Linked DNA regions of Homo sapiens: region 1 is linked to region 2. The links are chromatin contacts, found by POLR2A ChIA-PET in ENCODE. All regions are on one chromosome and are shown on one strand. Each heading gives the region's core, a stretch centred on a gene start or an enhancer-like site at or near the end of the contact. The rest is flanking DNA. Distances are from core to core; before and after follow the strand shown.

What was found. ChIA-PET counts read pairs that join two places held with the same protein, here RNA polymerase II (POLR2A).
Region 1: POLR2A ChIA-PET joins it to region 2 with 10 read pairs in T-cell. The contact joins two enhancer-like sites. POLR2A ChIA-PET finds 5 or more read pairs at or near these places in 3 of 52 experiments (AG04449, B cell and T-cell).

What each region holds. Positions count from the first base shown.
Region 1 is chr11:65,691,305-65,698,184 of GRCh38, forward strand. It overlaps the pseudogene RN7SL309P. Among named protein-coding and RNA genes, the nearest start is that of KAT5, 18 kb to the right of the region's middle. Within about 2 kb of position 4,652, at least 4 of the 41 ENCODE cell types and tissues checked have a DNase peak (open chromatin) inside an H3K27ac peak, as active enhancers do.
Region 2 is chr11:65,465,827-65,473,653 of GRCh38, forward strand. It overlaps the pseudogene FAUP4. Among named protein-coding and RNA genes, the nearest start is that of ENEMAL, 7.7 kb to the right of the region's middle. RefSeq lists enhancers at 5,468-6,013, 6,334-6,413, a silencer at 5,714-5,793 and a cis regulatory region at 6,123-6,682. Within about 2 kb of position 6,410, at least 41 of the 41 ENCODE cell types and tissues checked have a DNase peak (open chromatin) inside an H3K27ac peak, as active enhancers do.

The DNA of each region.
Region 1 (6,880 bases), core at 3,402-5,901, 220 kb after region 2:
ATGATCCACCCGCCTTGGCCTCCCAAAGTGCTGGGATTACAGGCGTGAGCCACCGCGCCCGGCTAAGAACACATCTTCTTTGGCACATTTTATATAAACTTGGGAAGCAAGAAATCCTGAACTGCCTATCAGATATTAGCATTTTATAGATGAGAACCATTCAACAACTTTTGGAACATTTTCCATACGATTACCCTTTCTTAATTGGAAATGACATAGACATACGATAAGCGTCCAACATGATTTTAAGATTTTAAATTATACAAAAGTTTACTTACAAGAATGTATCTCATTTGTATGTACCCAATTTTCCCATTTTTAATCGTTTATTTAGATTACTTCTGAAAACTGAGATATTACACAAAGGTGGTCATTATTTAAAATTATTTCCCTGTTAACCATTTTTAAAGGCTGTGAGCATTGGGTGTTTAAGAATCTTAAAGTCAAACACATAGGCATTCTGTTGATAACTCAGAAGATTTAGCTGTTTTCATTGAACTAGTAATAACAAATTAGTCTCATTTGTTAAAAAAAAAAATACAGACTCACCACTTTATAAAAGATAGCTGAATCCACACTATTCTTTCATGAAATTGGGATGTTTACATGGCTAAATAAACTTTGTTCATCCTGGTATATAATCCAATGAAAGCTATGAACTAAAATTTGGGTAGGCCAGGCGTGGTGGCTCACGCCTGTAATCCAGGCCATTTGGGAGGCCGAGGTGGGTGGATCACAAGGTCAGGAGTTCGAGACCAGCCTGGCCAATATGGTGAAACCCTGTCTCTACTAAAAATACAAAAACCAGCCGGGTGTGGTGGCATGAGCCTGTAGTCCCAGCTACTCAGGAGGCTGAGGCAGAAGAATCGCTTGAACCTGGGAGGTGGAGATTGCAGTGAGCTGAGATCGCACCACTGCCCTCCAGCCTGGTGACACAGCGAGACTCTGTCTCAAAAAAAAAAATTAATTAAAAAAAATTTTGGGTAAAGCAGTCTCTGTGGCGGTTTGGTCTTTAAAAACACCTCTTTTGCCCGTTTTTCCTTCAGTTTCAAATTCGTTTCTAGCATTCACATTCTAGCTAGTCCGCAAACAATGAGTCTTATCTCAGCACCAGCAGCTTAGTAACAGCAGATGTAAAGCAGGCAGAAAAGAAGACAGAGAAAGCCAACCTGGCAGGCCTCTGCATAGGAGCCGGGATTCACAAGTGGGACACGAGAAAGAAAGGGGAGGAAGAAAAAAAGGTAAAGTGACCGAAAGGAAACTCATGAGCCTTCCAGCCACCATAGTTAGTAGACGTTGGCTCAGCCTTTCGCGAGCGCCTCACTTCTCACTTCCTGGACAGGAAGCACAGCAGGTTTATCCAGATGAACTGAGGTCAGGTGGTGCGGGGAGGGGCAGGGAGATGGCCATCCAGAATACCACTGCCCCCCAAGCCCGGGGCTGAGATGAGCGAAGATGTGCCTCTGTTGGGGACCAGGAGGCGGGTATTCAGGAATGCTACCTGGCACCTGGCTGGAAAAGAAAAGCCAGTTCCCTGTAAGGAGTGTTCCCAATGTTCTGTCTATGATGGCCTTGTTATTTTATTACCTTTAGAAATTGAGTCCTGTTCTTGTTACAGCAGTCACACTGCTGGGAAGTGGCTAAATAGTAATATCAATAAATAGATGAGGCCGGGTACGTGGCTCACGCCTGTAATCCCAGCGCTTTGGGAGGCCGAGGTGGGCAGATCACCTGAGGTCAGCAGTTTGAGACCAGGCTGGCCAACATGGTGAGTCCCCGTCTCTACTAAAAATACAAAAATTAGCCAGGCATGGTGGTGCATGCCTGTAATCCCAGCTACTCGGGAGGCTGAGACAGGAGAATTGCTTGAATCTGGGAGGTGGAGGTTGCAGTGAGCTGAGATCGTGCCACTGCATTCCAGCCTGGGTGACAGAGTAAGACTCTGTCTCAAAAAAAAAAAAAAAAAAAAAAAAAGAGTCCTCTTGGAAAACAAAACAACCAAAACAATACAAAAACCCCACCATTCTTGTTTGTCTTCCATGAGGGAAAGTCTCCGTAGCCCATGTGGGCAGCTCTCCTGGATAATCAGGAGGGTGAAATTGAAGGTAGAGAGTCAAGAAAAGGGCCAGAGCCCACACATGGTCATACATTCACATTTGCAAACAAACAATGTGCTTCCCAATGAGTCTCCAATTGACGGGCTGGGTAAGGCCCTGAATCCCCCTCCTCAGATCCAAATGGCTTCATGGGTAGTTGAGTTTGAGCTAAGCAAAGCTCTTATGGTTCCACATGCACAAACAAATATAAATGCATAAAATGCTCAAATGGTGTCAATAGCAGCCAAATCTTAAGTAGAGCAGGGCCCCCAGTGACACTGCAAAAGAGGTAGAGGGTGGTCAGATGCACTCCAAATAACTCACCCAGTTCCAAAGTTTGCTGTCTTCTTCAGAGGTCACTTGCTTTGTACCAGTGAAACACTGAAGGTGGCAGATGTCATGCTGGGAGGTGAAAGGAAGACTCTTCCAAAAACAAAAGCATTTTTGGCAGCTGCCGGGAAGTTCCATGATGTTCCTGTCGCTAGCTATGAGCGGCTGGCACTCACAGGTGACCCCATGCCTCACCCAGGAGCATAACTAGGCTATCCAGCTCAGACTCACCTAGGGCGGGCAGCACTTCCCCATATGGGTCACCAAAATTGTAACTGAAATGCAGGTTCAGTTGCTTGCTGCTTGCAGAGTCCAGTTAATGAGAGTAAGGTCTGGTATAAAGAAAGAGACTTTTTATTCCAAAGCTAACTTAGGGGAAGAAGTACAGGCTTCCTGCCTTAAGGGCAGTACTTTGGCTTTGGAGCAGAAAGCGGGCTCTTTTAATGTGGGAGAGGAAGCAAGCAGGTGCGGGATCTGCTGACTCCCTTTGGTGCCTTATCTACTGGGCAGTCACGTTGGTAACTGCTGGCATCTTCATGGGTTGTAAAAGTGGCCAAAGACTTTCCAGGTGGGAGACAGTCTTGTAGTGGGCATACTTGAGGTCGTAGATGGACTGTTGTCTCTGGAGGCAACCTCCTAGTGGGAGAGAGTTTCATAGTGGGCATACTTTGGGTTGCAAATGGACTGTTATCTCTGAGACAGTCGCTTGGTGGGAGAGCGTTCTGCCCTGGAGCCTCTAAGCACATGGTTAGATGAACTTGTCCTGTGGGGAGTGTCTGGTGAAGGGGAGCTGAAAGGTTATAATTGCATTGGTTAATTAGGAAGTGGCGAATAGGAGAAATGGAGAAAAGAGAAAAGAAGAGAAAAGAAAAAAATAATAGTAACTTATTCTCTTTTTCTAAGAAAAATGGGAATACTTGGTTAAAATCACAGCACTTTTTTGGGAGACTGAGGCAGGCTTGGTGGCACGCAGCTGTAATCCCAGCTACTCAGGAGGCTGAGGTGGGAGAATCACTTGAGCCTGGGAAGTTGGGGCTCCAGAGAGCTGTGATTGTGCCACTGCACCCCAGCCTAGGTGACAGAATTAGACCGTCTCAAAAAATAAAATAATAAAAAACCCTGAAAGTTTATTGTCATTATTGATGTACTTACTATTTCCACAAATGATCCAGTTTAACACAGAGTTTAGGTTAATAAAACAATGTAAATATTGTCAGTAGCACAATCTAGAGAGCTTCTTTTTTTTTTTTTTTTTTTTTTTTTGAGACAGAGTCTTGCTCTGTTGCCCAGGCTGGAGTGCAGTGGTGTGATCTTGGCTCACTGACACCTCCGCCTCCTGGGTTCATGCGATTCTCTTGCCTCAGCCACCCTAGTAGCTGGGGTTACAGGCGCCTGCCACCAAGCCTGGCTCATTTTTGTATTTTTAGTAGAGATGGGGTTTCACCATGTTGGCCAGGCTGGTCTGGACCTCCTAACCTCAAGTGATCTGCCCGCCTCAGCCTCCCAAAGTGCTGGGATTACAGGCATGAGCCACTGTGCCCAGCCCCAGATAGCTTTTTTTGTTGGAGATGTTTGTTCTAAGAGGGAAGAAACTAGGCCTGAAGCCTTTCTGTGTGCATAAGCGACTTGGAATCAAGATATCTGTCATTTTGTATTTAACACAAATGAGAAACATCGGTACCAGTTATGGATTTAATATCTGTTTCTGCAGCTCTTTTAAAAATACCACCTTTTGCATCTCTGGATATTGCTCTCCACTCCCCATGATTATTTGGAAGTATATGAATCCAAATTGTATGAAATTGCCGGGCACACCCCCATGGTGGCAAACGTCTACAGTTCTAGCTACTGGGAAGCCTGAGGCGGGAGGCTCGCTTCAGCCCTGGAGTTCTAGGCTACAGTGCACTATGCCCATTGGGTGTCTGCACCAAGTTCAGCTTCAATAGGGTGACCTTCTGGGAGCAGGACCACCACGTTGCCTAAGAGGGGTGAACCTGTCCAAGTCGGAAAGGAGTGGGTCCAAACTCCTGAGCTGATCAGTAGTGGGATCGTGCCTGTGAGCAGCCGCAGTACTCCAGCCTGAGCAACATAGCAAGACCCTGTCTCTTAAAAAAAATTATATCATACTAGAAAAGTGCACTTTGGGTATCTAAAGAAGCACTCACACACCTTTCTGTCTGCCAACCAGTTTGTTTACTTTACATGTGGTCCGTCCTGGTTCACTGGGCCCTAGGAACCAGCCCCCTCTGGCCCATCTCCAGCACAGTAACAATAGCCAATGTTTATTGAGTCTAGGCTGTGTGCCAGATGTTGATCTAAAATAGATGTTGCTCTAAATAATAGGCTATTGTTTGAGGCTGAGTGCAGTGGGTGATGCCTATAATCCCAGCACTTTGGAGGTCGCAGCGGTAGGATTGCTTCAGGTCAGGAGTTTGAGACCAGCTGGGGCAACAAACTGAGACCCTGTTTATACAAAAACAAAGAAACCCAGAAATGAGCAGGGCGTGGTGGTGCACATCTGTGGTCCCACCTACTCGGGAGGCTGAGGTGGGAGGATCGCTTGAGCCCAGGAGTTTGAGTTTGCAGCAAGCCACTGCACTCCAGCTTGGGTTACAGAGCAAGACCCGGACTCAAGGGGAAAAAAAAAGGTTATTATTTGAATCTAATGCTTACAGCCAGCCTTTGAGGTGATACCATTAGTACCTTCACATTGTAGATGAGGTAACAGGTTTAGAGACATTGAGTAGCATGCCCAAATCATGCAGATTAATGGAGGACCCAGGATTTAAACCTAGATCCGTCTGACTGCCATCTCTCTCTCTCTCTTTCACATTAAAAAAAAAAAAAAAAAAAAAAAAGGAGACGGGGGATGGCTATGTTGCCCAGGCTGATCCTGAAATCCTAGGCTCAAGCGATCCTCCCACCTCAGCCTGCCAGGTAGCTGGGACTACAGGCCCACACCACTATCCCTGGCTAATTTTTGTATTTTTTGTAGAGATGGGGGTTTTTACCATGTTGCCCAGGCGGGTCCTGAACTCCTGGGCTCAAGCGATCCTCCCGCCTTGGCCTCCCAAAGTGTTGGGATTACAGGTGTGAGCCACTGCTCTTGGCTGAGAGCTGCCATCTCAATTGCCATTACCTACTACAATGGGACCCAGAAGCCTAGTTCTGGACACAGTGGCTGCAAGGACCCTCAGGGGCCCTTCAGGTCTGCTTGAAGTAAGCCATTTTCCACAGTGTCATTCCGGGTCCACCCCTGGCCCCAGCATGGTCAGCTCAGGTGACTCGATGCTGTCAGCAGCTCTGGCTGATCAAGGCCCTTTCTGTTGTAGGGTGGAATCCATCCCCCTTTAGCTTCCATGGGATGGTCAGCCTTCTGCCCTTTGGGGCTGTAGAGAAGACACGTGGCTCCTTCTCACCCTAGGGAATCCCTTCAGATCCTGGCTCGTTCACTCAGCAGATATTTACTGTGTGTCCACAATGTGCCCAGGATAGAGGAGTGGACAAGAAGAAGTCATAAGGCCTGGTGGAGTTGACATTTTAAAGAGACAGAAAGTAAGTCCCATGTTGGCAGAGACAGGCCCCACCCCCTTGATCTAGAGCCTCTCTGGATCATTCCAGCTTTCTAGATCGGAGACCCATTGGAAATGTGGTCCCAGATAAGGTAGCCACATGAAGAATAGGGCCATGGGGCTGGCTGGGGTGACCCCACATAAGAAGCCTTGGCTGGTCCAGGGTTTGGAGAGGCCATATGTCCAGGGCAGTCCTAGAGCTTAATCTGGCCAAATTCCAGTGAAAAGGAAAAAAAAAAAATCCTGCTTCCCCATCACCAAACACTAAATAAGCAGACAGCGAGACAGGCCTCCCCACCTCCTCCCAAACTCCAGAGCTCCCTCCCTGTCTGCTGCCTCCTTTAGCCAGCGCCCGTGGGCATTTCTGACCAAACTCACATTCTGCCTTCTCCAGCCTGAAATCTGGCTTATCTATTCTCTCTGCCTCTCTCTTTTTTTTTTTTTTTTTTTTTTTTGAGACAGAGTCTCGCTCTTTCGCCCAGGCCGGACTGCAGTGGCGCGATCTCGGCTCACTGCAAGCTCCGCCTCCCGGGTTCACACCATTCTCTTGCCTCAGCCTCTCGAGTAGCTGAGACTACAGGCGCCCGCCGCCGCGCACGGCTATTTTTGTGTTTTTAGTAGAGACGGAGTTTCGCTGTGTTAGCCAGGATGGTCTCGATCTCCTGACCTCGTGATCCGCCCGCCTCGGCCACCCAAAGTGCTGGGATTACAGGCGTGAACCACCGCGCCCGGCCATGGCTTACCTATTCTCAAGACATATTCCTCCCCACTCTCAGACTCTCCCCCTATCTCAGGCCTCTTTTACCTCCCAAATCTCTCTCCACCCCTGCCAGGGTCCAAAATCAAGCATCAGCGCTGTTCCCCGCCCGACTTCCACCCTCC
Region 2 (7,827 bases), core at 5,160-7,659:
CAGAGGTGATGGGCTTAGCTTATATCCCAGCTGTTCCTTCAAACCCTGGAGGATGTGTTGCCATCCCCATCAAAGACTCCTTTCTGTTCCAAGTGCTTTTTCATTTAGCTGGAGCGGTGGTAGCCAGGCCAGCAGTGGACTCTATACCAATACCTTCACTCCGGCCAAAGCCCGAGTCTAGGAGGAAATCTGGAGAAGGAACTGCTTCCAACCCTGACGCTCTGGGCCCTGTGAAATGACCTTGACCATCTCTCATAGGTAATAACTGCCTCTCACTGCAAGTCAACCCTGTACAACCAGCCAGATATTTGTGGACAACACTTCACAGCTCAAAACAAGGTGAACCTAACTCCTCAGCAAACCACAGATGCTCCTGAAAGTCTCCAAGGCCAGAAGAAAACCCCTAAACATATACCACACTGTGGCAACTGTAGCCTAGAAGGTAACGAATGAAGAACACAGCAAATATCTGAGAGTTGCTGCCTGAAGACACAGGACAATGACCTCAGAAGGATGGGGATGGGCTGGAAAACCTCTGGTCTCTACCCTCCTTACAGCTGTGATTTGCTTCTCCCTAGGAAGGTCCTGCTTCCATGCTTCTCCCCATACCCCACTCACTTGAGTGTCTCACACGGGATGGTAACTAGATGTAACACTTGCCAAGGGGTCATTATCACCTACTAAATACAAATAGATGTCTAGCTTGTCTGTCCACAGAGAGGTGAATGATGAGAGAATTCAATCTCCTGGAATCAAAAGAACTTTTTGGTGTGTATTCTACAAATTAAAAACTCAATGACCAGCCGGGCATGGTGACTCACGCCTGTAATCCTAGCACTTTGGGAGGCTGAGGCAGGCAGATTGCCTGAGCTCAAGAGTTCGAAGGCCGGGTGCGGTGGCTCACGCCTGTAATCCCAGCACTGTGGGAGGCCTAGACGGGTGGATCACCTGAGATCAGGAGTTTGAGACCAGCCTGATCAACACGGAGAAACCCTGTCTCTAGTAAAAATACAAAAATTAGCCAGGCGTGGTGATGCATGCCTGTAATCCCAGCTACTCTGGAGGCTGAGGCAGGAGAATCGCTTGAACCTGGGAGGTGGAGGTTGCTGTGAGCCGAGATCGTGCCACTGCACTCCAGCCTGGGCAACAAGAGCGAGACTCCATCTCAAAAAAAAAAAAAAAAGTTCGAGACCACCCTGGGCAATATGGTGAAACCCCGTATCCACTAAAATACAAAAAATTAGCCAGGTGTGGTGGCGCATGCCTGTAATCCCAGCTACTCGGGAGGCTGAAGCAGGAGAATTGCTTGAACCCAGGAGGCGGAGGTTGCAGTGAGCTGAGATCGTGCCACTGCACTGCAGCCTGGGCAACAGAGTGAGACTCTGTCTCAAAAAAAAAAAAAAAAAAAAAACCTGGATGACTAAATGAGATATCACTGCACACCTATTTGAACAAATAAAATTAAAACAATGACAATACCAAATACTGGCAAGCAGGCAAAGAAACTAAATCTCTCATACTTTGTTGGTGGAAACATAAAATAGTTCCGCCACTCTGGAAAACAGTTCAGCAGTTTCTTAAAAACCTAGACATATAATAATAATTATTATTATTATTTTGAGACGGAGTCTCGCTTTGTTGCCTAGGCTTGAGTGCAATGGCGCCACCTTGGCTCACTGCAGCCTCTGACTCCTGGGTTCAAACAATTCTCCTGCCTCAGCCTCCTGAGTAGCTGGGATTACAGGTAATTACAGATAATTTTTTTGGTATTTTTAGTAGAGACAGGGTTCCACCATGTTGTCCAGGCTGGTCTCAAACTCCTGACCTCAGGTGATCCACCCTCCTCGCCCTCCCAAAGTGCTGGAATTACAGGCGTGAGCCATCATGCCCGGCCAACATATAATTATTATACAACCCAGCCACTGCACTCTTGGGCATTTATTCTAGAGAAACAAAAACTTATCCCCACTCAAAAGCATGTACGTGAATGTTCTTAGCAGTTTATTTTATAATGGTCAATATCTGGAAACAATCCAAATGTCCTTCCATGAGTTAATGGTTAAAATAACTGTGGTGCACCCATACCATGGAATACTGTTCAGCAATAAAATGGAATGAAATGACCTGAATGGATCTCAGGAGAATTATGCTGCATGAAAAACACCCATCTCAGGCCGGGTGTGGTGCTTGCAGTGAGCTGAGATAACGCCACTGCACTCCAGCCTGGGCAACAGAGAGAGACTCCATCTCAAAAAAAAAAAAAGAAAGAAAGAAAGAAAAACACTCATCTCAAAAGGTGACCTGCTCTGTGATTCCATTTGTATACCTCATGAAATGATAAAAGTGTAGAAATAGAGAACAGATGAGTAGTTGTCAGGGGTTAAGGAGGAGATAGTATGATAGGATTATGGTGGTGATTACACAGATCTACGTGAGATAATTACATAATATTACACCCAGCCGACTACATTTTTTAAAAATCTTTTTTAGAGGCCGGGCACAGTGGCTCACACTTGTAATCCCAGCACTCTGGAAGGCCAAGGCAGGCGGATCACCTGAGGTCAGAAGTTCATGACCAGCCTGGCCATGGTGAACAAGTACACATGCACTTGTAAAATTTAAATCTAAATAAGATTCCTCGGCCAGACACGGTGGCTCACGCCTGTAATCCCAGCACTTTGGGAGGCCGAGGAGGGCAGATCCCTTGAGGTCAGGAGTTCAAGACCAGCCTGGCCAACATGGTGAAACCCTGTCTCCACTAAAAATACAAAAATTAGCCGGACATGGTGGCAGGCACCTGTAATCTCAGCTACTTGGGAGGCTGAGGCAGGAGAATCGCTTGAACCCGAGAGGCAGAGGTTGCAGTGAGCCGAAATTGTGCCATTGCACTCCAGCCTGGGCAACAGAGCGAGACTCCGTTGTAAAAAAAAAAAAAAAAAAAAAAAATCTAAAGATTTCTGGGATGTACCAATACAAATTTCCTGGTTTTGAAAATATACTATAGTTATGTAAGATGTTCCCATTGGAGGAAACTGGGTAAAGGTTACCAGCCTCTCTATTATTTTTGGAACTTCCAGTGAATATGATAATTTCATTCCACGTTCACATTGAATGACAGCTCAAGCTCAGCTGACCTGAACCGGTTTCTCCTGCAGTGCCTGTCCACCTGCAGGCAGGGCCTCCTGATCACACCCACCTGTGGTCCACAGCGCCCTCTGCAGCTCTCCCACCACTGGAAGCCTCCTGGTCCCTAGAGGGAGGCCAGCTTGAGGAAGCCCTGATTTCATAGACTCATCTTGCAGCCTCATCTCCTCCCCATGCCTTTATGAGCTGACAGTTTGAGGGGTTTTTTGTTTGGTTGGTTTTTGGTTTGGTTTTGTCTTGTTTTGTTTTGTTTTGAGATGGGGTCTCACCCAGGCTGCAGTGCAGTGGTGCTATCACAGCTCACTGTAGCCTTTACCTCCCAGGCTCAAGCAATCCCTCCTGCCTCAGCCTCCTGAGTAGCTGGGACTACAGACATGTGCCAGGATGTCTGACTAAAAAAAAAATTTTTTTTTTCCAGACAGAGTTTCACTCTTGTTGCCCAGGCTGGAGCACAATGGCGTGATCTTGGCTCACTGCAACCTCTGCCTCCTGGGTTCAAGCGATTCTCCTGCCTCAGCCTCCGGAGACGCTGGAATTACAGGCACCTGCCACCATGCCCAGCTAATTTTTGTTATTTTTAGTAGAGATGGGGTTTTGCCATGTTGGCCAGGCTGGTCTTGAACTCCTGACCTCAGGTAATCCAACCTCCTCGGCCTCCCAAAGTGCTAGGATTACAGGCATGAGCCACCGCACCCGGCTGACTAAATTTTTTAAAAATATTTTTTAGAGGCCGGGCGTGGTGGCTCACGCCTGTAATCCCAGCACTTTCGGAGGCCGAGGTGGGTGGATCATGAGATCAGGAGATCGAGACCATTCTGGCCAACATGGTGAAACCCCATCTCTACTAAAAATATAAAAATTAGCTGGACGTGGTGGCACGTGCCTGTAATCCCAGCTACTTGGGAGGCTGAGGCAGAAGAATTGCTTGAACCAGAGAGTCTGAGGTTGCAGTGAGCCGAGATCACACCACTGCACTCCAGCCTGGCGACAGAGTGAGACTCTGTCTCAAAAAAATATATATATATTTTTTAGAGGCCGGGCGCAGTGGCTCACACCTGTAATCCCAGCACTCTGGAAGGCCGAGGTGGGCAAATCACCTGAGGTCAGAAGTTCATGACCAGCCTGGCCATGGTGAAACCCTGTCTCTACTAAAAACACAAAAAATTAGCCAGGTGTGGTGGTGCAGTGGTGCGCGCCTGTAATCCCAGCTACTCGGGAGGCTGAGGCAGGAGAATCGCTTGAACCCGGGAGGCGGAGGTTGCAGCGAGCCGAGATTGCACCATTGCGCTCCAGCCTGAGCAACAAGAGTGAAACTCCGTCTCAAAAATATGTGTATATATATATATATATATATTTCTTAGAGATGGGGTCTCCCTATGTTGCCTAGGCTGGTCTCTTAACTCCTGGACTCAAACGATCGATCCTCCCACCTCTGCTTCCCAAAGTGCTGAGATTAAAGGTGTGAGCCACTGTGCCTGGCAAATAAGCTGACATTTTGCTTGACACCTCCTGAGCCAAGGACACAGACACCCGAGAGATGTCCACAGGCTGCAGAGGTCCAGCTCCTGTGACCAGGCAGCAGCCTCAGTGGAAGAGCACATGTTCCTGGGCCCTACCACAGGCTGATGTGGAGAGTCCCTCTGATTGAAAATGCCCAACTCAGGCCACTCCTGCCCGGGGGTGACTGTCTCGCAATAAGATACAGGGCCAGAAGGATCCAGGAACACAGGAAGAGTTCGGCAGGGCTCAACAGGAGAACAGAAAAGAACTAAAAGCAGAGACACCATGCAAACATGAGGCACACACGCAACAGGAGACAGAGCAAACTGCAGGAAAAAAGAAGGGCCCTGTTAGCCACACACCGGCCTGTGGGCTACAAGCCCTCCAGTTACAGAGCATGGGAAATAAGGCCAGGTCATGCCTGTCCTCACCTTTGAGTTAGGGCCGAGCTGGGCAGAGAATCTGATTGCCCTTCCCTCCCTCTTCAGTTCCTGCAGATCACTTGGTTCTTTTGTGTTTTTTGCTTTTTGTTTTTTTTTTTTTTAAGACGGAGTCTCACTCTGTTGCCCAGGCTGGACTGCACTGGCTCGATCTCAGCTCACTGCAATCTCTGCCTCCTGAGTTCAAGCGATTCTCCTGCCTCAGCCTCCCGAGAAGTTGGGATTACAAGTGTGTGCCACCATACTTGGCTAATTTTTGTATTTTTAGTAGAGACAGGGTTTCACCATGTTGGCCAGGCTGGTCTCAAATTCCTGACCCCAAGTGATCCACCCACCTCAGCCTCCCAAAGTGCTGGATTACAGGCATGAGCCACCGTACCTGGCTGGCTTTGGGTTCTTGAAGGGAAAAGAAAAAGCCCCATGGCAGACCGGACCTGACTGACGGGCAGGAAATCTTAATTCCAGACCTGCTTTCACCTCCTCACTGCCGGACCTGGAGCCAGGGCTGGCTGTCTCAGGGCCTCTGCCTACCATTGCCAGGAACTCTCTGTTGCCAGTCTGTATTTGGAGAGGCTGAAGGGATGAAGGTCCTACCTCACTCTGGAGCCCTCCCCACAGGGCCCCAGCTTGCACCTCGTGCACCAGCTCCTTAGGGGGCAGTGTGCACCCCTGGAAGGACTCCCAAGGTCTGGGACTTGCGACTCAGGACAGACCATTCCCTGCAGATCATTCATCTGCCAATTTAAGAAATGGGAGAGAGACGGAGGCCCGTCTGCCTCCCCTGCCAGCTCCTGCTGATTGCTGGTGGCTGCCTCCTGAGTTCTGGGGTCCCTCTCTTGACAGTGGTAAGAGTGCCAGGAACGGAGCGCGTTTGCTGCACACCATTTGCCATTGGTGCATCGAGCACACTCCCAGCTCCAGGATTATGGGAAGACCTTTTTGGGGTACAGACTTCCCCTCCCTGCAACAAAGAGGAGCTCTTCCATGGCCCCCACCCTGAGGGGCACAGGAGGTCCACGGCCTGGAAACTTCCTATTTCCTGGGGCTGGCCCAGGGCTTCTAGTCTGGCCTTCCATAAGGCATGGGCCAGGATGCTGGCCCTGGGGGCCTCTCAGCTCAGCCCCACGTGCCCCTCTGTGGACTCTCAGTCTCACGTTTGTCAGGGTTCTGCCATTTAGAAATGATCAGCCCACCTCTAGACCAAGTGCCTGCCTGGAATGTCCTGTCCAACTTATCCACCAGCTCATCCTTCCGGGCCTAATTAAGGCCCCACTCCATCTCTGAAGCCACCCCATGCTCATGACTCTCCCTGACGCAGGTTCCCGACACACCGGGTGACTCAGCTGCAGTGTTTTTCACAGTCCGTGATGCGTCACAGCTATTTATAGGTGTGCTTAACTCCCTGTGAGGAAGCACTTCAACCCCCAAACGCAAGTTCCAGAAATATGCTCATAAAGATAAAGATAGAGAAAAGCTCTGGAAAAATACACAGTGCTGTTGCTTCAGGCAGAGTCCGTGTGTGTGTGTGTGTGTGTGTGTGTGTGTGTGTGTGTGTGCTTTCACTTTTTGCCTCATACATCTCATTGTTTATAAAATTTATCAATATTACAAAGTTGTAAACAAGGTTATTTAAAAACAACAAATTGGCTGGGCACGGTGGCTCACGCCTGTAATCCCAGCACTTTGGGAGGCCGAGGCAGGCGGATCACCTGAGGTCAGGAGTTTGAGACCAACCTGGCCAACATAGTGAAACTCCATCTCTACTAAAAATACAAAAAATTAGCCGGGCATGGTAGCAGGCGCCTGTAATCCCAGCTACTCGGGAGGCTGAAGCAGGAGAATCGCCTGAATCTGGGAGGCGGAGGTTGGAGTGAGTTGAGATCATGCCATTGCACTCCAGCTTAGGCAACAAGAGCGAAACTCTGTCTCAAAAAAAAAAAAAATTATAAATTTCTACACAAAGTCTTGCACATTCCTTTAATTTATTCATAGGTATTTTATAGTTTGTGTTGCCATGTTAGCAGTTACAAAGTGGCTGGGCACAGTGGCTCACACCTGTAATCCCAGCACTTGGGGAGGCCGAGGCGGGTGGATCACAAGGTCAGCAGTTCGAGACCATCCTGGCCAACATGGTGAAATCCCATCTCTTCTAAAATACAAAAAATTAGCCGGGTGTGGTGGTGCACACCTGTAGTCCCAGCTACTTAGGAGGCTGAGGCAGGGGAATTGCTTGAACCCAGGAGGCGGAGGTTGCAGTGAGCCGAGATTGCATCACTGCACTCCAGCATGGTGACAAAGCAAGACTGTTTCAAAAAACAAAAACCAAAAAACCAAAAAACAAAAAGAGTGAGGTCCCCCTGAGTCACATAGCAAGACCCCATCTCTACACAAAATATTTAAAAATTAGCCAGGCATGGTGGTTCGTGCCTGTGGTCTCAGTTACTTGGGAGGCTGAGGCAGAAGGATTGCTTGAGCTCAGGAGGTTGAGGCTTCAGTGAGCCAGGATGGTGTCACTGCATTCCAGCCTGGGAGAGACAGCGAGACCCTGTTTTTGTTGTTGTTTTTTTCTTTTTTAAAGAAAATAAACACCAAAACAATAAAAAGAGTGAGGTAGGTAGGACTCATGTCCCAAAATAGTTCTCCCTTTTTAGTTTTTTAATTTTTAATTTTTAAAGAAAGTTTCATTCTGTTGCCCAGGCTGGGGGGGTGGGGTAGTGGCATAATCGTAGCTCACTGTAACCTG